Regions from separate parts of the Mus musculus genome. Here region 2 is linked to region 1. The links are chromatin loops, found by intact Hi-C in ENCODE. Cell type or tissue: left cerebral cortex. All regions are shown on one strand. Links, peaks and the distances in the headings refer to the core of each region. The heading gives the core; the rest is flanking DNA.

What was found. A loop is a pair of places that touch in the nucleus more often than their neighbours do. Peaks named below come from ENCODE experiments on the same cell type or tissue, not always from the same donor. Only the 100,000 strongest peaks of a DNase experiment are listed, where the experiment ranks them.
Region 2: it touches region 1 in a loop (7-fold over the local background); 5 of 42 quality-filtered maps call a loop at or near these places.

The regions. Positions count from the first base shown.
Region 1 is chr7:140,442,801-140,455,017 of GRCm38, forward strand. No RefSeq gene overlaps it. Among named protein-coding and RNA genes, the nearest start is that of Olfr533, 17 kb to the right of the region's middle. In left cerebral cortex, for the core only: no CTCF peak of the experiment used is centred there; no DNase peak of the experiment used is centred there.
Region 2 is chr7:140,315,703-140,327,919 of GRCm38, forward strand. Olfr525 (olfactory receptor 525) reads left to right here and starts at 6,999. Exons shown (of 1, transcript NM_146956.1): 1 at 6,999-7,928. The coding sequence starts at 6,999. The coding sequence ends at 7,928. It also overlaps the pseudogene Gm6314. In left cerebral cortex, for the core only: a CTCF peak has its summit at 7,742; a DNase peak (open chromatin) is centred at 6,403.

The sequences.
Region 1 (12,217 bases), core at 1,488-9,487:
AACAAGTTCACACATAAATTCAAGTCATCAATCCAATAAGAAGTTGACAACAGTGAATATCCATTAGGAGTATTTATCTGGCTAAACACTTATCACCTGTTACAACTCAACAGGTTTATGGAGAGTTAAAAAACATAGCTAAGTTATTAGTGAAGTTTTATATAGATAAATCAGTCAATATTATCTCTTCTATCCTAGAAACTACAATAAATCATGTGCTCCCTTTTTATGACCGTTGGTTAATGGTTTTAGAACCTCTTGGAATTTGCTCTGAGTAGTAGAAAGTCTGCTGACTATCTAGAAGCAATTAACTGGTGACACATTGGAGAGTGGCAGAGTTCTCATTGAAGTTTTGACTATCAGAAGAGACCTAATAGAAGTCCCACTATAAAAGAGCTTAATAAATACTGATGTAATTTTAGGAATTCTAATGGGATCATCATAAAGAATTGAGAACTCATCTATTTTTCTATATAGCATCACTACAAGATAGTGCATCTTGGTAGATCTGGAGAGATCTCCTCAAAAGGGTGGGATGACACCTAGTGGTTGTCATATATGTTTAATAATAGCAGGAAAAGCACATTAATAGCAGTAATATTTCCTAAAATGATTTTCTCTTGGGCCTTGTCTATAGGAATGAATCCGTTGTGGATTATTATAATTCAAGGCAGACCATCTCTGGAAGATCACCTGTTAGTTATTAGCTTGTTGGTTCCTAACAGTTAAGATAAAACCTCAAGTATTAGCACAAGCTAGCTAGGATGTGGAGCAAAGAGAACACTCCTCCATTGCTGGTATGTGATGGTTTGCATATGCTCAGCCAAGGAACTGGCACAATTAGGTGTGGCCCTGTTGGAGTAGGAGTGTCACTGTGGGTGTGGGCTATAAGTCTCTCATCCAAGCTGCCTGGAAGTCAGTATTCTGACAGCAGCATTCAGATGAAGATCTAGAACTCTCAGCTCCTCCCCTGTTGTAACCCCTGAATTTCTTACACTCGAGAGACTTAGGTGTTATACAGACAGTTTGCCTCTGCTTTCCCTGCCAGAGGCTCCCATCCCCCCTCACCCCACCTCCCATCGCAAGCAAGATATGCAGACAGCTAGTTTCTGTGCTGTAGCAGACCTTCCCCCTCCCCTAGCATTAGCATGGCACAGCCTCAGTGTCTTCAAAAAACCAACACCCAACACTCCTCCTGATAACACTCCAGGTGCATGTCCTTGAGACCTTAGAGAAATAACAAGCTCAAGGGATCATGGAAAAAGTAAAAGGAAAACAGAGGTCAGGTCACAGACAGTTACAACTGGCCATAAAATTAGTCCTTGAACAGACACCCATTAACCCTCTCCTGCTTCACTACTATTCCACCCTCTGCTCCTCTTTTCACACTATCTCTATACTGTATATAAACCAAATAGTTTCTGGACTCAGTGTCACTTGCCAGCACAAACTGAAAGGGCCAAGAGAGGATGCTTAAATCCCACTTAGAAGGGAGAACAAAACAATCATGGGAAGCTGAGGGACAGAAAGAGGGAAGGAGGGAGACAGGGAGGGAGGGAGGGAGGGGAGGGGAGAGAGGGAAGGAAGGGCAGAAGCAGAGTGGAAGAGGGGAGGGGGGAAGGAAAGGGGGAGCAGGGTCACATATGGGGCAAGATAGGAAAGAAGCCATGAGGGCCAGGAGAATAAAAGGACATATGCAGTTTTTGAGGGTGGTGTGCCCAGGAATCTGCAGAAAGTCCCAGAGACCTGGATGTGAGAAGTACCCAGAACTCAATGTGGTGACCTTTTCTTAAATGCCCAACACTGGGGAGATGAGGCCTGAAGAGTCCACTCCAGCAGTTAGAAAAGCCCCCAGTACAGGAAAAGAATCACCAACTCACCATCAAAATTTGTTATTCAAATTGTTCCTGTCTAAAAGAAAAGCAGGGGCAAAAATAGAGCAGAGACTGAAAGAATGGCTGACCAGTAACCTGCCCAACTTAGGATTTATCCCATGGGTTGGGACCAAACCCTGGCATTATTACTGATGATAGTAGGTTGTGCTTGCAGCCTAGCAGAGGTGTCCTCTGAGAGGCTCTACCAGCAGCAGACCAAGACAGATGCACAGCCAAGCATTGCACTGAGGTTGAAGACCCCTGTGGAAGACTTGGGGGAAGGATTAAAAGAACTTTAGGGGAGGGCAACGCCATAGGAAGACCAAAGGTGTCAACTAGGAGCTTCCAGAGATTAAGACACCAAACAAAGAGTATATGTGGGCTGATCCAAGGCCCCTGACATATATGTAGCAGAGAAGTGAATGCCCTGTTGTGCCCCAGTGAAAGACTACTTGCCTAAACCTGTAGTGACTTGATGCCCTAGAGAAGGTGCATGCCCAGGAGGGGCATCCTCTCAGAGGGGAAGAAGAGGAGAGATAAGGTGAAGGATTTTGAAGCAGGGGACTTGAGGGGCAATATTTGAGATGTAAATAAATTTAAAAATTAATTAGGCAGAAAATAAAATAATGAAAAAATACATCATACTAACAGTTGAATGACAGCTGCACCAGCTAAGCATTTTAATATCAGACAGTCTTAATCTCAGAGCAGAAGTTAATAGCATAAATATAGGAAATTATTTATTGACAAAGGGTTAACATGGAGTTAGAAACAGTCAGTGTGACAGAAGAACCCCAAAACACTTCTACCCCTAGCAACAGAACTATTAGGCACAGGAAAAGAAACTGATATACGTACAAGGCAAAGTAAAGTGGTTTATTACAGTGGAGTATCTCAGTCCTCTCAGTAATGATCAGAGCAAGAAGGACACCAGCACGAACTAACTGCCTCCAGAAATTGCGTCCTCCATTCTTCATGAGCACCAACACAATGATGACAGGATACAGGGTCTTTTGAGGACCCTCCGAACATGTGTGTGTGTGTGTGTGTGTGTGTGTGTGTGTGTGTGTGTGTATGTTTGTGTGTGGTCAGTGAGAAATGAAAACCAGACCAGGATGGAGGGGTCTGAACAAGACTGAGGATGAGACAAGTTCACTACAAGCAATGAGACTTTGGATACCCCTATCAGAAAGAGAGTATACTGGCAGTTGCCCAGGAAGAATACAACTGTAGTTGCCAGGATACAGTGTTTGCAAGCTATATAGAGTGTACAATATTAATGTCTCAGAATAATTATCCTGTAGGCCCTTTATATGCATTGCTGACTTCTAGGAAACACAGCCTGAATGCTTTTCTTCCTTGAGGAGTGCCTCAGTTTCTCAAGAACTGAAAGGCACAAGGTTCTCCAGGAGCAACTGACTCTAAGGAAGCTAGATGAACAGTGCCAATTGGGAAATGCCTAAATATTTAGAATTTAAGTAATACCTTCCTAAGTAACACATCAAAAAATGTAAATCACCAGGGGTGTTAAGGACCACAGGGGCAGAACAATGTGTGAAGCAGTAGTTGATGTACTTTGTAGGGCTGCACCTCTGCACTAAATAACAACAGTGCAGCCCTAAAAACTACATCAACTACTGCTTAAAACCTGTCTTAGTCAGGGTTTCTATTCCTGCACAAACATCATGACCAAGAAGCACGTTGGGGAGGAAAGGGTTTATTCAGCTTACACTTTCCACACTGCTGTTCATTACCAAAGGAAGTCAGGACTGGAACTCAAGCAGGTCAGAAAGTAGGAGCTGATGCAGAGGCCATGGAGGGATGTTCTTTACTGGCTTGCTTCCCCTGGCTTGCTCAGCCTGCTCTCTTATAGAACCAAGACTACCAGCCCAGAAATGGTCCCACCCACAAGGGGCCTTTCCCCCTTGATCACTAATTGAGAAAATGCCTTACAATTGGATCTCATGGAGGCATTTCCTCAACTGAAGCTCTCTGTGATAACTCTAGCTATGTCAAGTTGACACAAAACTAGTCAGTACACAACCCCAATGTTAGTGTCACTCCTAGAGCAGCAGGGAGCATCTCAGGAGCTGAGAAGGAGTTAGGGATGATTAGGCTTCAATCCTGAGTCCTTTTCTTTCAATGAATGTAGGTGAGAGTAAAAGCCAGTAGAAATCCCATTCACTGTTGCTGAGAGTATGAAGGGTAAAACCCCAGTGAAAACTTTGATACAAAACTCAGCTTCCACTCACCCTGAGTCCCTGAGAAGCCATTCACAGTCACTTACTGCAGAGAAAGAAAGGAATGGAAGAGGATTTGATTGTTTATGGGAGTTGAGTAATAAAGTGTGTTATAGCCTTAGATCATAGTACTCATCAAAATGGAAAAGAACATAGCATTGGTTACATAAGCGAACAGGAGTGCATTTTAAATATTGTTGTGTGGCTGGAAAGATGTCGCATCATTTAAGAACACTTACTGCTCTGCAGATGACCTGGGCTCTATTTGCCCATCCACATGTTGACATACAGCCATCTGTCACTTCATTCCAGGGACTCTAACACCCTCTTCTGACCTCCAAGGCCACCAGGCATGCTTGTAGTATATATACAAACATCCAGTCAAAACCTTCATATATATAAATAATATTAAAAAAATAAAAAAACAATGTGCTATGAAAGAGCACACATGTCAGAATTTGTGTTGCTTAATGTCATGTGTACAAAGTTCTATAACACACAAAACTGACCTGCAGCTGAAATTTCAGGACAGCAATAACTGCCAGAAAGGGCTCTGATGACCTCAGGCCCAACAGCCCTGGGTAAAACATACTATATTAAAGGCTACCATCTCCACTCTCCTAGGAGAGTTTTATTACATAGTTGTGTGCATTTGCCAAAACTCAGTAAATGATACCCTGACTTACCCATTTCACTGTCTGAAATTTTTTCCTTTAGAGCTTCAGGTCAGAAAAACCTACAAACAAATTATTGTCTCTAATATGCATATGAAACTCTTTAAGGAAGAGTGAATTAATAATTGTAGCTTGTTTTGAAATGAGTACAATAGAAGGGCACACAAATAAATAATTTAGAAAATGGATATAAAGCATGAACTCAACAGCAGAGGAATAGAGACAAAATCACAGCTGTCCGGCTACATCCTGTCCAATTCACTATGCTTGAACTCTTTCAGTAAAGCGCAGTGGACATTAAAACCCTGGATACAGTGTAGAAAACACATTTTAAGATCAAAATGTATGACCAATACCATGGTTCAGCACTTGCTGCCAAGCATGATAGCCTTTGTTGACTTCTAAGAGACTTCTTGAAAGAAAAATAACATCTGGATCCTGTAGCCTGATCTATAATAAACATGAGCACAAAGATATTGACAAGTTTGATTGTGTCTGTGTGTGCTTTTATACTGAGAAGAGGATTTTGAGCCATTCACGGAGGTTTCCCAGGATCATGAGTGTGCCATTGAGGAGAGAAAGCAATCATGACATGGCAGAGAGTCTGTCAAACCCATATAGACCCTAACAAGTGTCTTGGAACAAGTGATTAGCAAAGAAATCAAGGTCTTCAAAAAGCAGCTACACCAATAGATTCAAAGGTGAAGAATCATAGGGGCAGTTGAACCTTTGGAGGTTGCTAACAACAGCATCAAGCAATACAGTGTTTATTATAGCATAGAGGAAACTGTTTGGGGGCAAGGGGGAAAGAGTCTAGGAGGATGCAGTGGACAACAGCATTCAGAGGCTAGAGGGATATTAATCTCTTACTCAGTCTGCAGAAGCTACTGTCCAAACCAAGAAAAGGCTGGCATCATTTACTATGACGGCAAAGCAACCCGGATCAAGAGGAACAGACGAGTCAACCCACACCTTCCTGGACATTACCTGCATGAGAAGTATATTGCTTGTTCTCTCTCCTGTCAGAGGTGTAAGGACCATGGTGCCACCAGACACAGTTCTCAAGTCCAAACTAAGAGGACTTAGTGCAATGTCGAGGTCTGGGTGATTTTCTCCAAGGCATGATACCAAAAAGCTCTATGTAAGAGATAGATTCCCAGGATATAAACACACAGCCTACCCCAAACCTGGATGTCCACATTTCCAAAATAAAATGGCCAGTGGCTCCTCCAAGGAGAGCACAGAAGATGTACATCTACCATATAAATTACCTATCTGTTCTCTGACAGGACATCAGATTCTCAGTCACACATCCCAAATAGTCCCTTCTGGTCTACCTTGGGCGCAGAGTCATCAGACACCACCAAGGTCCCCAAAGGAACCTCCACGGGATCTTAAGACCTCTGGTGAGTGAAACACAACTTCTGCCAGGAGGCAGGTTCGAACTCCAGATATCTGGGCACCTTCCCTGCAAGAGGAGAGCTTGCCTGCAGAGAGTGCTCTAAACACTGAAACTCAAGAAAGAGTTAGTCTCCCTGGTCTGCTGATAGAGGCTAATATAATCACCTGAGGAACAAGCTCTAACCAGAGACAACTATAACAACTAAATCCAGAGAGTACCAGACTGCGAAAGGCAAAAGAAAGAATCTTACTAACAGAAACCAAGACCACTCACCATCATCAGAACGCAGCACTCCCACCCCACCCAGTTCTGGGCACCATAACACACATGAAAAGATAGTCCCGGATTTAAAAGCATATCACATGATGATGGTGAAAGACATCAAAAAGGACTTTAATAACTCACTTAAAGAAATACAGGAGAACACTACTAAACAGGTAGAAGAACTTAAAAAGGAAGCACGAAAATCCCTTAAAGATTTGCAGGAAAAGATGACCAAACAGGTGATGGAATTGAATAAAACCATTCAAGACTTAAAAGGGAAGTAGACACAATAAATAAAACCCAAAGTGAGGCAACACTGGAGATAGAAACCCTAGGAAAGAAATCTGGAACCTTAGATGTGAGTATCAGCAACACAATACAAGAGATGAAAGAGAGAATCTCAGGTGAAGAAGATTCCATAGAGAACATTGGTACAACAATCAAAGTAAATGAAAAATGCAAAAAGATCCTAATTCAAAACATCCAGGAAATCCAGGGCACAATGAGAAGACCAAACCTACAAATAATAGGCGTAGATGAGAATGACAATTTTAAATTTAAAGGACCAGCAAACATCTTCAACAAAATTATAGAAGAAAACTTCCCAAACCTAAAGAAAGACATGCCTATGAACATACAAGAAGCCTACAGAACTCCGAATACACTGGACCAGAAAAGAAATTCCTCATGACACATAATAATCAGAACAACAAATGCACTAAATAAAGATAGAATATTAAAAGCAGTAAGGGAAAAAGGTCAAGTAACATATAAAGGCAGGTCTATCAGAATTACACCAGACTTTTCACCAGAGACTATGAAAGCCAGAAGAACCTGGACAGATGTTATACAGACACTAAGAGAACACAAATTCCAGCCCAGGCTACTATACCCAGCCAAACTCTCAATTACCATAGATGGAGAAACCAAAGGACTCCACGAAAAAAACAAATTCACACATTATCTTTCCACAAATCCAGCCCTTCAAAGGATAATAACAGAAAAAATCCAATACAATGACGGAAACCACGCCCTAGAAAAAGCAAGAAAGTAATCCCTCAACAAACCAAAAACAAGACAGCCACAAGAACAAAATGCCAACTCTAAAACCAAAAATAATAGGAAGCAACAATTACTTTTCCTTAATATCTCTTAATATCAATGGAATCAATTCCCCAGTAAAAAGACATAGACTAACAGACTGGCTACACAAACAGGACCCAACATTCTGCTGCTTACAGGAAACCCATTTCAGGGAAAAAGACAGACACTACCTCAGAGTGAAAGGCTGGAAGACAATTTTCCAAGCAAATGGTCTGTAGAAACAAGCGTGAGTAGCCATTCTAATATTTAATAAAATTGACTTCCAACCCAAAGTTATCAAAAAAGACAAGGGGGGACACTTCATACTCATCAAAGGTAAAATCCTCCAAGAGGAACTCTCAATTCTGAATATCTATGCTCCAAATACAAGGGCAGCCACATTCATTAAAGAAACTTTAGTAAAGCTCAAAGCACACATTGCACCTCACAAAATAATAGTGGGAGACTTCAACACACCACTTTCACCAATGGACAGATCATGGAAACAGAAACAAAACAGGGACACAGTGAAACTAACAGAAGTGATGAAAGAAATGGACTTAACAGATATCTATAGAACATTTTATCCTAAAACAAAAGAATATACCGTCTTCTCAGCACCTCATGGTACCTTCTCCAAAATTGACCAAATAGTTGGTCACAAAACAGGCCTCAACAGATACGAAAATATTGAAATTGTCCCATGCAAACTATCAGACCACCCTGGACTTAAGGATGATCTTCAATAACAACATAAATAATGGAAAGCCAACATTCACGTGGAAACTGAACAACACTCTTCTCAATGATACCTTGGTCAAGGAAGGAATAAAGAAAGAAATTAAAGACTTTTTAGAGTTTAATGAATATGAACCCACAACATACCTAAACCTATGGGACACATTGGAAGCATTTCTAGGAGGGAAACTAATAGCTCTGAGTGCCTCCAAAAAGAAACTAGTGAGATCACACACTAGCAGCTTGAGAACACATCTAAAGTTCTAGAAAAAAAGGAAGCAAATTCACCCAAGAGGAGTAGACGGCAGGAAATAATCAAACTCAGGGGTGAAATCAACCAAGTGGAAACAAGAAGTACTATTTAAACAATTAACCAAACGAGGAGTTGGTTCTTTGAGAAAAATCAACAAGATAGATAAACCCTTAGCTAGTCTCACTAGAGGGCACAGGGACAGGATCCTAATTAACAAAATCAGAAATGAAAAGGGAGACATAACAACAGATCCTGAAGAAATCCAAAACACCATCAGATCCTTCTACAAAAGGCTATACTCAACAAAACTGGAAAACCTGGACGAAATGGACAAAATTCTAGACAGATACCAGGTAGCAAAGTTAAATCAGGATCAAGTTAACGATCTAAACAGTACCATATGCCCTAAAGAAATAGAAGCAGTCATTAGTAGTCTCCAAGCCAAAAAAAAAAAAAAAAAAAAAAGCTCAGGACCAGATGGGTTTAGTGCAGAGTTCTATCAGACCTTCAAAGAAGATCTAATTCCAGTTCTGCACAAACTATTCCACAAAATAGAAGTAGAAAGTACTCTACCCAACTCATTCTATGAAGCCACAATTACTCTGATACCTAAACCATAGAAAGACCCAACAAAGATAGAGAACTTCAGACCAATTTCCCTTATGAATATCGATGCAAAAATACTCAATAAAATTCTCACTAACCAAATCGAAGAACACATCAAAACAATCATCCATCCTGACCAAGTAGGTTTTCTTCCAGGGATGCAGGGATGGTTTAATATACGGAAATCCATCAATGTAATCCATTATATAAATAAACTCAAAGACAAAAACCACATGATCATCTCCTTAGATGTAGAAAAAACATTTGACAAGATCCAACACCCATTCATGATAAAAGTCTTGGAAAGATCAGGAATTCAAGGCCCATACCTAACCATGATAAAAACAATCTACAGCAAACCAGTAGCCAACATCAAAGTAAATGGTGAGAAGCTGGAAGCAATCCCACTAAAATCAGGGACTAGACAAGGCTGCCCACTTTCTCCCTACCTATTCAACATGTACTCGAAGTCCTAGCCAGAGCAATTCGACAACAAAAGGAGATCAAGGGGATACAAATTGGAAAGGAAGAAGTCAAAATATCACTTTTTGCAGATGACATGATAGTATATATAAGTGGCCCTAAAAATTTCACCAGAGAACTCCTAAACCTGATAAACAGCTTCGGTGAAGTAGCTGGATATAAAATTAACTCAAACAAGTCAATGGCCTTCTTCTACACAAAGAAAAAACAGGCTGAGAAAGAAATTAGGGAAACAACACCCTTCTCAATAGTCACAAATAATATAAAATACCTTGGTGTGACTCTAACTAAGAAAGTGACAGATCTGTATGATATCTACTTCAAGTCTCTGAAGAAAGAAATTAAAGAAGATCTCAGATGATGGAAAGATCTCCCATGCTCATGGATTGGCAGGATCAACATTGTAAAAATGGCTATCTTGCCAAAAGCAATCTACAGATTCAATGCAATCCCCATCAAAATTCCAACTCAATTCTTCAACGAATTAGAAAGAGCTATCTGCAAATTCATCTGGAATAACAAAAAACCTAGGATAGCAAAAACTCTTCTCAAGAATAAAAGAACCTCTGGTGGAATCACCATGCCTGACCTAAAGCTTTACTACAGAGCAATTGTGATAAAAACTGCATGGTACTGGTATAGTGACAGACAAGTAAACCAATAGAATAGAATTGAAGACCCAGAAATGAACCCACACACCTATAGTCACTTGATCTTCGACAAGGGAGCTAAAACCATCCAGGAGAACAAAGACAGCATTTTCAACAAATGGTGCTGGCACAACTGGTGGTTATCATGTAGAATAATACAAATTGTTTCATTCCTATCTCCTTGTATTAAGGTCAATTCTAAGTGGATCAAGAAACTCCACATAAAACCAGAGACACTGAAACTTATAGAGGAGAAAGTAGGGAAAAACCTCGAAGACATGGGCACATGGGAAATTTTCCTGAATTGAACAGCAATGGTTTGTGCTGTAAAATCAAGAATTGACAAATGGGATCTCATGAAACTGCAAACTTCTGTAAGGCAAAAGATATCGTCAATAAGACAAAAAGGCCACCAACAGATTGGGAAAGGATCTTTACCTATCCTAAATCAGATAGGGGACTAATATCCAATATATATAAAGAACTCAAGAAGGTGGACTCCAGAAAATCAAATAACCCCATTAAAACATGGGGCTCAGAGCTAAACAAAGAATTCTCACCTGAGGAATAGCGAATGGCTGAGAAGCACCTGAAAAAATATTAGGTATCCTTAATCATCAGGGAAATGCAGATCAAAACAACCCTGAGATTCCATCTCACACCAGGTAGAATGGCTAAGATCAAAAATTCAGGTGACAGCAGATGCTGGTGAGGATGTGAAGAAAGTGGAACACTCCTCCATTGTTGGTGGGATTGCAAGCTTTTACAACCACTCTGGAAATCAGTCTGGCAGTTGCTCAGAAAATTGGACTTGGTACTACCGGAGGATCCCGCAATACCGCTTCTGGGCCTATATCCAGAAGATGTTCCAACTAGTAAGAAAGACACATGCTCCACTATGTTCATGGTAGCCTTATTTATAATAGCCAGAAGCTGGAAAGAACCCAGATGCCCCTCAACAGAGGAATGGATACAGAAAATGTGGTACATTTACACAATGGAGTACTACTCAGCTATTAAAAAGAATGAATTTATGAAAATCCTAGGCAAATGGATGGACCTGGGGGGCATCATCCTGAGTGAGGTAACCCAATCACAAAGGAACTCACACAATATGTACTCACTGATAAGTGGATATTAGCCCAGAAACTTAGGATACCCAAGATATAAGATACAATTTGCTAAACTCATGAAACTCAAGAAGAATGAAGACCAAAGTGTGGACACTTTGCCCCTTCTTAGAATTGGGAACAAAACACCCATGGAAGGAAGTACAAAGACAAAATTTGGAGCTGTGACGAAAGGATGGGCCATCTAGTGATTGCTCTATCCAGGGATCCACCCCATAATCAGCATCCAAACGCTGACACCATTGCATACACTAGCAAGATTTTGCTGAAAGGAACCAGATATAGCTTTCTCTTGGGAAACTATGCCGGGGCCTAGCAAACACAGAAGTGGATGCTCACAGTCAGCTATTGGATGGATCACAGGGCCCCCAATGGAGGAGCTAGAGAAAGTACCCAAGGAGCTAAAGTGATCTGCAACCCTATAGGTCGAACAACATTATGAACTAACCAGTACCCCAGAGCTCTTGACTCTAGCTGAATAAGTATCAAAAGATGGCCTAGTCAGCCATCACTGGAAAGAGAGTCACATTGGACATTCAAACTTTATATGCCCCAGTACAAGGGAATACCAGGGCCAAAAAGAGGGAGTGGGTGGGGAGGGGAGTTGGGGGGGAGGGTATGGGGGACCTTTGCAACAGCATTGGAGATGTAAATGAGGAAAATACCAATTTAAAAATATATATATATATACATAATATACATATATATATATATATACATACATATATATATATATATACATATACATAATTTAAGTCTGTAACACTGGTTTAAGGATAATGTGTAGTCCAATATAAGTCATTGTCCAAGTTAGGGTTTT
Region 2 (12,217 bases), core at 2,472-10,471, 130 kb before region 1:
TGAAAGTTCACCAGAAAAGGCCCTTTGGACTGTTCCTCCCCAGGGTACAGGGCTCAGACCCACGCAGCAGCAGCTCTTCCGTGAAGAAGGAAGCAATCGGAGAGTCAGCAATGAATGTGGAACATGAAGTTAACCTCCTGGTGGAGGAAATTAATCGCCTGGGTTCCAAAAATGCTGATGGAAAATTAAGTGTGAAGTTTGGGGTCCTCTTCCAGAATGACAGATGTGCCAATCTCTTTGAAGCATTGGTAGGAACTCTGAAAGCTGCAAAACGAAGGAAGATTGTTACATACACAGGGGAACTACTTTTGCAAGGTGTTCATGATGATGTTGACATTGTATTGCTGCAAGATTAATGTGGTTTGCATGGCTTGGTGTATCTGATAAACTGGAATAATTAAGTTAAAAGACTAATGTGAATTTCCTTATGTATTTTTATAGAACTTTTTTTATAGGACCTCAGGAGCAGGTCCTCAGGGCTGCTAGCCCAGGCTATGCCATTATTATATTGAGCCTGTTTGCTGGATGGCATTGGGAATAGAGCCAGCACAGCATAGCTACCCAAACCCCTCTCCCTGAACCCACTCTGGGCACTGAGGGATAGAGTGGTGAATAGGGTGTTATGAAGTCCAGTGAATGTGGGTTCAGGACTGTATAGTGTATTAAAATATTCTTCTCTGGAAATAGGTAAAATTCAGGAACCTAAAATGTCTTTCCATGCTACATTTAAAAGCTAGATGAGAGCGGCCTGACCATACTGTGTGCCCTTTGTGTAGCACTTCCCATTGGAAGATCCTGCCCTCTGTCAGCATTAGCTTAGCCTTAGCTTCTGATTCATAAAACACACTCAGGGACTTAACTTTCACTGTACCCCAACTGGCAGTCTTGAGTGGGAAGTGACGAGAGCCCAGTACACACATAGTCTAGATGGCCTCAACCTTAGTGACCACAGCTCCCTCTCCTATCAACAGGAGGCTGCTTTCTCAGCATTTGGGGCCTACGGTATGTACAGGAATGTGGAGGAGAGGTTACTTACAGGAGCTGTATCACCAAAGGTCACCATAGGTTGGGTGACAAAATTGGCTCACAAAATTTGGGAACCTGGAGCACACTCCAGGCAGCTCAGGAGGTTGGAGAGTGTTGTTTCCAATGAGTTGGTAGGTCTAAGCATATTCCAGGCACCTCTGTCGGTTTCTTCTTCCAGGTAGCTGGTCTGGTCTCAGAGTCTTCTTTGGCTTGTGTGATGGTGACTCTCAGCAGCCTTTATTGTTTATTAATGGATGGAAGGAGCCTTGTGAATCTGATCAGTTTTAGGAATTTACTAAAGCTATTTCAATTTTCCCCATTAATTTATTTATTCACATTAAATCCCAGTCAATACTCCCCACCTGCAGCCCCAGATGGAAACTGTAACAATGACATCAGTCCACTATGACTCTACATAAGAATGACTTGTGCTCACATAGGGAGTGGTGACTTCAGTTAGTGGGCTGCAATGTTTCTGGACTGACAGGAGGCATGTCCTGCATTGTGAAGGGAAATGTTTGCAGATATGGCAGATGGGAAAAGCCACAGTGAACAGATTTCCTGGGTAAGGCTGACCCAGTGGGGAGCATTGCTGGGTTCCATGGAGTCAAGGTGAGCCAATGGGAAACATTGCTGAGGTCTGGTTTTCTACCAAGTGGTGCATATGCCACTGCTGCTCTGTTCTCCAGTGCAGAGGGTTCTTCCCATCTGATTTAGTTACTCTCTGTCTTTGTGATAAGATACCATGACAAAGGGAGTTCATAGCAGGGTCTCTTTGGATTGACAGTTCCAGAAGGATAATGGTCCATGTATCCTTGATGCATAGCAGCAAGGAGCAGGCATGGTAGCTGGAGCAGAAAGCTGAGAGATTACATCATCAATGATGAATGCAAAGCAAAGAGAGGAAACTGGAGGCATGGCAAGCCTATACATCACCAGAGCTCACCTTCAGTGATGTTCTCCCACCAGCAAGCCATACATCTTAAACCTCCCCAAACAGTGGCATCACCTGGCAGCCAACTTCAAATACCTGAGCTTATGGGAGTGATTTGTTGTTCAAATCAGCATAGCATCTGCCCCTGCCTGATCCCCATGCCGGGAAAGACCTGCTTCCTCTAGGTTCCAAGATTGCAATAGACACTCCTAGTCTTTAAGTGGCTCCCTTGAAGTGACATTTGGGTTTTTGTTACTCAGAAAGCTCTACCAGGAACTGTTGGCCTCAGTGATGCAGATGAAAGAGGGAGGATTAGTTTTATTTTGATAGAAGCTCAATGCACTTGCTGGACACTCAGGTAGTGAGGAAAAGATAGTAAGGCTAGCACACTTCACAGGTGGGAAGCCGTAACAGGAATGAAGTATTTAGAGAAAATGATTGCGTGAGCCAAACACACATTGCATGGAAGCTAATGATTTTGGAACACGTTTATTCTTGTGATGTCTTTGTTAATGTTTTCTTTAGCTTCTAGCAAATATAAACTTATGAATAAATCAGGAACCATGGGGGCACAACAATAATCCCAGTACTTGAACTTCACAGTAAGACTGTCTCCACAAAAGGAAGTCAATCATAAAAACAAGCCGACAACTACAATCACAGAGAGCATTTGGGGCTGAGTGGAGACTAGGCTCAGAGGGAGAAGCAAGGCTTTCTTGGGTAGGGATCCTGTTGGAGGAAGCCCAGGATTTGGTGCATGTGGGACAGCCAACCAACCCAATGAAAGTGATTCAGGTCAGCAAGCCATTGGAGTGGCACACAGTGGGTTTCCCTGCACAGGATGCTAAGCTTTGGATGCTCCAATAAATTGTACAATAGCATGGGCTCTAGAGACAGCCCTTTGTGGGTGTGGGGTTGCATTTCTACTTTTCATGAGTGGCTGTGGTCCAGATCTGATGCCTATCCTTCTGCAGTTCAAAGAGTGAGTCTAGCTCATGTAACTTTGGATCTTTCTAGGTGTGTGAAACTATTGACATATTTGTTTTCAGAAATCTAAATGTGGTCCCAGGAGTTCTTTATGTCCAAACTCCTGGAGGATAAAGAACCACTACATAGGGAACAAATTGGCCCCCAGTGACTGAACCTGGCATTGAATGGCCCCATGTGCACCAGCCCCTAGGCAGCTCCAGGACATCAACAAGTGGAGCTCCTGTAACCACAAGCAATGGGATGAACCAAAGCCTGGCCATCCTATCCTACTGAACAGGAGAGCCCAAGGTCATCTTCAAATCAGTTCTAATTTAATTCTCACGAGAAAACAGCCATGGGGATATTCTAAGTGCTGTTCTCTTTAGAGGTAGCCCAGACAGGCCTACCTAACTCCATGATGGATGTGTATAACCCCATCGCCCAGAGGGATGACAAACAGAGGCTGCTCCTACTTTACTACATGCAATGTCAGTCCTTCTAATGCACTGGGTGTGTTATGGATAACATGTTGCTGTGTGTTCTGCAGGAGCTCATCTAATGTCATCAGAGTTGCTTTCATAGAGCCTCCATGACCAGCTCCCCCTAGCTTTCCTCTTCTGAGCCCTCTTTCCTATTTGGGGTTGTGTAGGAGATAGTCCTACAGTTGCTTCCTAAATAAAAATGAAAAATGTGGCTTACTGTGCCTTCTTTGAAGAGTCAAAGCCTCCTGTACTCTGTGCTGTCATACCTGAGCTGAAGTGGTGGTGGGGGGCTGCTTCAAGGAGCAGTACAGGCCAGTTGCAGGGCTGTCCACCTCATTCAAGTTCTTGACCCTACAGCCCCTCCCTGCTGGTTAGCTTTTAGCTGTTAATGTCCTTCACTGCATGTGGCCATTAAAGCAGCCAAACCACCACATGGTATTTTCACAGGCAGAAGACAGAGTCCTCACAGGCCTATGGGCAGTTGTTAGGTCCATGGCCACACTACCACATCTCATTGCTGGGCTGTCTGGGTACCCTGCTCTGTGATGACTGCTGCTCCAGGGCAGTGAGGGGCAGATGACCGACCATCAGTTTTCCATGAGCTAATTAGCCCTAGGTTTGAGGCTTATATGCTATAAATATGGTGACTTGTTTTGGACTACGCATTATCCTTAAACCAGTGTAACAGACTTAAATTACTTATTAGTTTTATAACTCAGATTAGTCTCTTTATGGTGGATTGACTAGAAAGATCAAATTTAATTGAAGCTCTTATCTCATCTTAATGTGCTCTACAAATTGTTCGAATCTTGAGTTGTGCTATAAGTGTTGTGTTTGTTGTTCTGTTAAATAGGTAACATTTTAGGAGAGATTGATAATGTGCATATTAACAGAGTTCAAGGACTTTGGAGGATCTGGAACTTAAGGTGGCCAGTGGTCATTTGGTTTGTGGAGTTTGGATTATTTTAGGTCCATTAGTTTTTGCAATGACTGATTCTGAACGGGTTACTTTGTGTACTGATCTGTGACTACAAGAGATGGTTCACCCCCGCTGTGAGTCTTCTGGCTTTACAGGGAAGCCAATCTGCTGCCAAGGGCTCATGCCACAGAACATGGTGGACCTCAAGTCCTGTAATTCATGCTGAACCTCACCTCCACAGTTTTCACACAATCTCTCCCCATGGGAAGATTTGAAAACTTCAGAGAAAAGTTGCTTCTATTCAGGGTCAACCTCAAGTGTGATCTACCATAATGACTGTGCATTTCCCAGTCAAAGCATGAGAGTGGCCTACAATTTATGTCCTCAGATAGTGATGAATTAACTGATCAGAGTTGGTTTATCAATAGGACCATGTCACACCAAGATAATTTAATGATGCAATGATAAAAGGAGGGGAGGGAAACCAATAAACTATGCTGAGGAACAGTTTGTTAACATGAAATACATCCTCCTACAGGGATCAAGGGTACATGATGCTCAGGCAAGCTGTCTTGCACGCATCCCCAGGGTAGAAATCACCACAGGGGGTCAGTGTCCTAGAGCACATGACCTCAGGCATCTGCTTTCTCTATGCCTTAGGGTCCTGGTGTCTCAGCTTGGGGACTATGGCCTAGAGGGACTCCTGTTTACCTCATTGTGGGTAATTGCTCTCTGTGGGCCACTCCCTAGCAACCTCAGTGTCCACCCCATGGGGCAGACCCTACATTAAGGTCAAGAGCAAACAAAAGAGACACAGGGTTATAGCTTTGTGCCCATCCTGTATGTTCTCTATGACATGTAGACATCTTGGGTATAGATGGGCAGCCACAGACAGCTTCTCCTTCCATGTGAGTTGCTCCTTCCTCTATTCCCTCTTTCCTTTTGGGTACCCATCTCTCTCTCTCTCTCTCTCTCTCTCTCTCTCTCTCTCTCTCTCTCTCTCTCTCTTTCTCTCTCTCTCTCTCTCCTTTCTTTCTTCTTTCTGTGTCTTCTGTGAGGGAGAGATAATTCTCAGAAGAGATTTGGTTTTGCTTTGATCTATTTTAGTATATAAAAATGAAAAAAAAACCTGTTACCAGAATTACTTTGACTCATAGTTACAGTTTGAAACTTTAAATGCATGGCTCTGTAGGTTTGCTCTGTGACCTATCTGCACTGTTGATCAGTATGAATAGAAATCTTGCCTTGTGGCTTGGCTCTGAGGCAGATTTGGGTCTCTAAAGAGGCATGGTGGTTTCCTGTGGATCTGGTACAGAGTTCAGAACTCAGAGCCACCTGTGGCCTGAATAGTTAGAAGCAGACAGTTACTAGGGTTGAGATGTAGACAGAGGGAATTTGGGGGGTTCAGTTGAGAGGCCCTGCCTTCTGTATGAGGCCCCTGGGATCTGCAGGGAAGGCTCACAGATAAATCTTTCCTTTTGTGGGCACAAGTATGGGTCTTGAAGTTTCTATGGGTAGCTTAGCTCTTCAATAGGAGGGGTTGGGGAATCATAGGCTCAGGTCCTTCTCTTAAGTTCACCCTGTAGGAGAAAGACCTTGATCTGTGCAATCACAGGGGGAAAGTGTCTTCCTTGTTCAGCACATACCCTTTGTGACTTCTTTGTTTTCACATACCCTTTGTGACTTCTTTGTTTTCATGTAGCCAACATCCCACTCATGGAGTCTCCAGGATGGGTGTGGGCCTGCTCATTCCCATCAGATAGTAGAAAGGGGCAGAGCTCTTTCTCTGCATGCTGATCAGTTCCTATTCTTCTCTACCTGAGAGGCCCATATGCTTGGAGAGTCCTGGATGATTAGAGATATATGTGTATAAGGTGAGGGGAAGATAGACTTGAAGCTGGGTAGGAGTGATAGCCTAGAAATTGGGGGCTGGCGTGAAGCCAGGTCCATGCCTTTCATGTTGTTTCCAGTCCTGGCACAGCCTGATACCTTCTCTGGCAGGCACAAGCCTTCCCAGGGTAGTGAGTGATACCTGTTGTCCTCGCTGGGTTTGTCATCCTCAAGGGAGTGATTTAGAGTGGCCACGTAGAAATAGACAGTTCTGGTATTTACAAAAGGGTTATATTCATTCCCCAAGAGCCAGGGCCATCTGTACCACCTACATGCCATTCTGTAACAGCTTCGTGTTCTGAATCTATCACGACCCCAAAACATACATCCTGGAACTGTTTTTATGCCTGCCTCTGAGAACCCTGGCCCACTCCTTGATAAGGTTGGTCTTCTCTAGGTTCAAAAGGTCTATGCTGTGGAACAGACTGCCCCTTAGTATGCCTTAGCTGCCTGGTGTACATGCTGAAAGGAGCTCCAGTTCTCAGAGTATCATAGGGCATGATCTATGTTAAATCAAACAGAAGCTGTAGATGGATATTGCCCATCACAGGCAGGGGTTCCTTCTGTTCTGGGTCTACTGTGTACAGAGTGGAGAGTTCATGCTCACACTGTCACACTGTGTTGAGAGATGATGTTATCAATTCTACAGAAACAGAGCATTGAGAAGCACTCCTACTCACGGCTGTCTGAACCCAGTGTGAAATGATGGCTGCCTCACACCTGGTGTCTCCTTGACCATCCCATCTGTGTCACAGTAACTCCCAGGACTCACTCTCAAATGGAAATAAACAATTACACAACTGTGGTGGAGTTTGTCCTGCAGGGACTCTCTGAGGACCCTGGGCTCCAGGCTCTCTTCTTGGCCTTTTTCTTGCTTCTTTACATCCTGGCTCTTGCAGGAAACACCCTCATCATCATAGCCATCAGCCTCAACTCAAGCCTTCACACCCCCATGTACTTCTTCCTTGCAAACCTGGCCCTGTTGGACATCGTCTGTACATCCACTGTTCTTCCCAAGCTGCTGGAGGGTTTGGTGGGTAAGAGCAGCCACATTTCTTATAAGGGATGCATGACCCAACTCTTTTTCCTGACCTGGTTTCTAGGGGCTGAGCTGCTGCTGCTCACTGCCATGGCCTATGACCGCTATGTGGCCATCTGTCGCCCACTGCACTACAGCATGCTGATGAGCTGGCCCATCTGTGTCCTGCTCGCCGGCAGTGTGTGGGTCATCAGTGCAGCCAGCACATCTGTGCACACTGGCTTGATGGCACGACTCAATTTCTGTGGCCCCAACCAAATTCGTCACTTTTTATGTGAAGTCCCAACACTGCTGCTTCTGTCTTGCAGCCCAACCACCCTCAACAACATCATGATTGTCATTGCAGATGTTTATTTTGGTGTGGTCAACTTTCTGTTGACTATGATATCCTATAGCTTCATCATCACCAGCATCCTGCGCATCCGCTCCACAGAGGGCAAGAAGCGAGCCTTCTCTACCTGCTCTGCCCACCTGGTGGTGGTTGTCCTGTACTACTCCACCGTCATCTACACCTATTTGCAGCCTGGCTCCGGATCCTCCTTGGAGAATGGCAAAGTAGTTGCTTTATTGTACACAGCAGTCAGCCCTACCCTGAACCCCGCCATTTATTCTCTAAGGAACAAGGATGTCAAAGTTGCCCTCAAAAAGTTATTTCCCTGTTTCCAATGAGGAGGCAGAAGGCAACAAATGTGACTTGATCAAGCTGTTGATGAACTATTTGGGATGTGTGACTGAGAATCTGATGTCCTGTCAGAGAACAGATAGGTAATTCATATGGATGTACATCTTCTGTGCTCTCATTGGAGGAGCCACTGGCCATTTTCTTTTGGAAGTGAGGACATCCAGGTTTGGGGTAGGCTGTGTGTTTATATCCTGGGTAGCTATCTCTTACGTAGAGCTTTTTGGTATCATGCATTGGAGAAAATCACCCAGACCCGGATATTGGACTAAGTCCTCTTAGTTTGGACTTGAGAAGTGTGTCTGGTGGCACCATGGTCCTTACACCTCTGAGAGGAGAGAGAACAAGCAATATGCTTCTCATACCAGCAATGCCCAGGAAAGGTGTGGGTTGACACATCTCTTCTTCTCCAGTTGGGATGCTTTGCTGTCATAGTAGAGGATGCCAGACTTTTCTTGGTTTGGACAGAAGCTTCTGCAGACTGAGTAGGAGTTCAATCTCCCTCTGGCCTCTGAATGCTGTTGCACACTGCATCCTCCTAGACTCTCTTCTCACCTCTACACAGTCTCCTCTGGACTATGATAAACACTGTGTTGTTTGATGCTGTTGCTAGCATCCTCCAAATGTACAGTTGCCTTGTGATTCTTCACCTCTGAATCCTTTGCTGTGGCTGTTTTTTTTTTTTTTTTTTAAGACCTTGATTTCTTTGCCAGTCACTTGTTCCAAGACACTTGTCAGAGTCTTTTGTTTTGACCCACTCCCTGCCATGTCATGATTGTTTTCTCTCTTCAAGGGCACACTCATGATCCTAGGAAGCCTCTATGAATGACCCAATACTCTCCACTCAGTATACAAGCAGACGCATGTACAACCACACCTGTTAATGTCAGTGGTGTTCATGTTCTCAGAGATCAGTCCACAGAAAGTAGCTTTTTTCTTTCTACCAAGCAGGATGTAGAAGTCCACATAGGTTATCAGGCTTAGCAAGCACCTCTACCTGCTGAGCCATCTCATTGGTCCTACATATTTGGTCCTGAGATGTGTTTTCTACCCTGTATCCAGGGTTTTAATGTCCACAGTTCCGTACTGAAAGAATTCAAGCATAGTGAATTGGTCAGGATTTAGCCGGGCAGCTGTGATCTTGTACCCACTGCTCTGCTGTTGAGTTCTTGCTCTATATCCACTTCCTAATTTATTTATGCACATGCCCCTCTACTTTACTCATTTCAAAACAAGCTGCAAACATCAATTAATTCATTCTCCCTTAAATAGTTTCATATGCGTATTAGAGGCAGTCATTTGTTTATAGGTTTTTCTGGCTTGGGTAAAATTTTCAGACAGTGAAATGAGTGACTCAGTGTATCACTTACTGAGTTTTGGCAAATACACAGAGCTATGCAATGCAAGTCTCCTAGGAGAGTGGAGATGGTAGCCTTTAATGTAGGATGTTTTACCCAGGGCTGTTCTACATGTTGGACTTGAAGTCATCAGTGTCCTTTCTGGTAGTCATTGCTGCCTGATATTTCAGCTGCAGGTCGATTTTGTGTGTTATAGAACTTTGTACACACGGCGTCATGCAACACACATTCTTTGACATGTATGCTCTTTCATAGCACAGTGTTTTTTAATTTTATTTATATGTATGAATGTTTTGACTGGATGTATGCATGTGTACCACAAGCATGCCTGGTGCCCTTGGAGGTCAAGAGAGGGTGTTGGATCCCTGGTTGAAGTTACAGATGACTCTAATCCAACATATGGGTGTGGTACTACAACCCAGTTCATCTGCATGAGCAATAAGTGTTCCTAGGTGCTGAGCCATCTTTCTAGCCCAGAAAAGTATTTTAAGTATTCCTTCCTGTTATCATGCATGTGTAACAAGTACTGTGCTCTTTTCTATTTTGGTGAGCAGTAGATTCTAAGGCTTTATCACACTGTATTATCCAGCTTCTTTCTATAGATAATCATCAAAGTCCTATTCCATGCTTTTCTTTTTCTGTAGTAAGTGACTGTGAATGGCTTTGTGGGGTCTCAGGGTGTGTGTGGGCTGAGTTTTGTAAGGAAATTATCACCGAGGTTTCATCCTTTTCATGCTCATCAACAGTGAATGGGGTTTCTACTGGTATTTACCACCACCTACATTCATTGATAGAAAGAAGTTCAGAATTGAAGTCTAACTATCCCTAACTCCTGAGAGGCTCCTGAGAGGCTCCCTGCTGCTTTAGGAGTGACACTGGCATTGGGGGTGGCTTGCATTGTTCTTTACTGCAGAGGTGCAGCCCTACAAACTACCCCAATTATTGCTTCACACATCTGTTCTGCCCCCCCCCCCCCATGCTCATTAACACTCCTGTTGATTTCTTTATTTGATGTGTTGCTTAGGAAGGCATTACTTAAACTCTAAATATTGAGGCATTTCCTGTTGGCATTGTTATTGATTGCAAGGAGGCATGAATTTGGCTTGATCTAGCTTCCTTAGAGTCAGTTGCTCCTGGAGCACTCTGTGCCTTTCAGTTCCTGATAAACCATGGGACTCTTTCAGGCAGTGAAGCATTCAGGCTCTGTGTTTCCTGGAAGTCAGTGAAGCTCCACAGGACAATTACTCTGAGACATTAATATTGAATACTCTGTATAACATGCAAATGTTGTTGTGGGAAGCCACATGTGCCGTTGCAGAGTGGCGCTGGCTATTGCTGGCCACCACGAATAAGTTTGGACAAACAACCAATGTGTACATATGCAGTAAATCTTTTTGCCAAGACACTGCCTGGCCCGAGCATGACAATGAGGTTTTGAGAGTATAACCAATCAGATGTGAGACATGCAAATAAGGTATGATAATGAGGTTCTGTGAGGTACTGAGAGAGAGTAACCAATCAGATGAGGAACATGCAAATGAGGTATAGTGCATAACCAATCCGGGTGTGACACACGCCTCTCCTAGGCCTATATAAGCAGCACCAGTTCCGGGCTCGGGGTCTCTTCGCCACTGCAATCAAGCTCTCCCAATAAACTTGTGCAGAAGGATCCTGTTGCAGTGTCGTTACTGCTGGCCAGTCCGGCACGCGCAAGATGTTGTGTCTTGGCAACTACAATCATACTCTTCCTGGCAACTGCCATTATACTCTGTCCCTGATAGGGGTATCCAAAGTCTGATTGTTTGTAATGAACTTGTCTCATCCTCAGTCTTGCTCAGACCCCTCCATCCTGGTCTGGTTTCATTTCTCACTGACCAGATCAGGAGATCCTGGCTTAGTGCCAAAGTGCTGGTGCTTAGAGTTGGCTTTAATTCTGCAACTCTCTCTGTCTGTCTATCTATCTATCTATCTATCTATCTATCTATCTATCTATCTATCTATCTATCTAATCTTATATCACTTATACCCTTTTAATTGTGTTGAGACTTGTTTTATTGCTGAGTATGGGGTAAAAGTCAGAGAGACCTCATAAAGTCCCTGTATCCTGTCATCATTGTGTGTGGCGCTCATGCACTGGTTTGGAGGCTGATAGTCCTTGCTTATCTCTCTCTCCTTGTTCTGTCCCTAACTGAGAGGACTGAGATACCCCACTGTAATAAACCAGATAACATTGTCTTGTACTTATACCAGTTTCGCTAGGACATGCGGGTTTTGTGTTCTTCTGTTACACTGTTTCCAACTCCATGTTAATACTTTTCATCAATAAATAAGTTCTTTTATTCATGCTACTAACTTCTACTCTGAGATTAACACTGATATTAAATCAATCCCTCTAGCTTTCATTCAACTGTTAGCATAGTGTATATTTTTATTATTTTACTTCCAGCCTTATCTATCTATCTATCTATCTATCTATCTATCTATCTATCTATCTATCTATCTATCTATTTTTCCCGAGACTGGGTTTCTCTGTGCAGTTTTGGCTGTCCTGGAACTCAGGCTAGTCTCGAACTCAGAAATCCACCTGCCTCTGCCTCTGATTACAGGCATGAACCACCACTGCCCGGCTTTATTTTTATATTTTAAGTATATACTTTTGTAGGCATCATATAGTCTGATTATGCTTTATTCTGCAACCTGAAAAACATGCAATAGTTAATTTGGATATTCTGACTGTATTTAATGTGGTTATTTCATTTATGAAAGGTAACTTCTCAACCTCCTATTTCCCGAGGTTGCCTGTTTGCATTCTTTCTGCTGACCCTCAGGATTTCAGTCCTTTTTTTCTCACCCAATACCAGATCAGGCTCTCCTCTTCCCCCCAATGCTCCCGCCATCCACTTTCCCTCTCAGATCTCTCT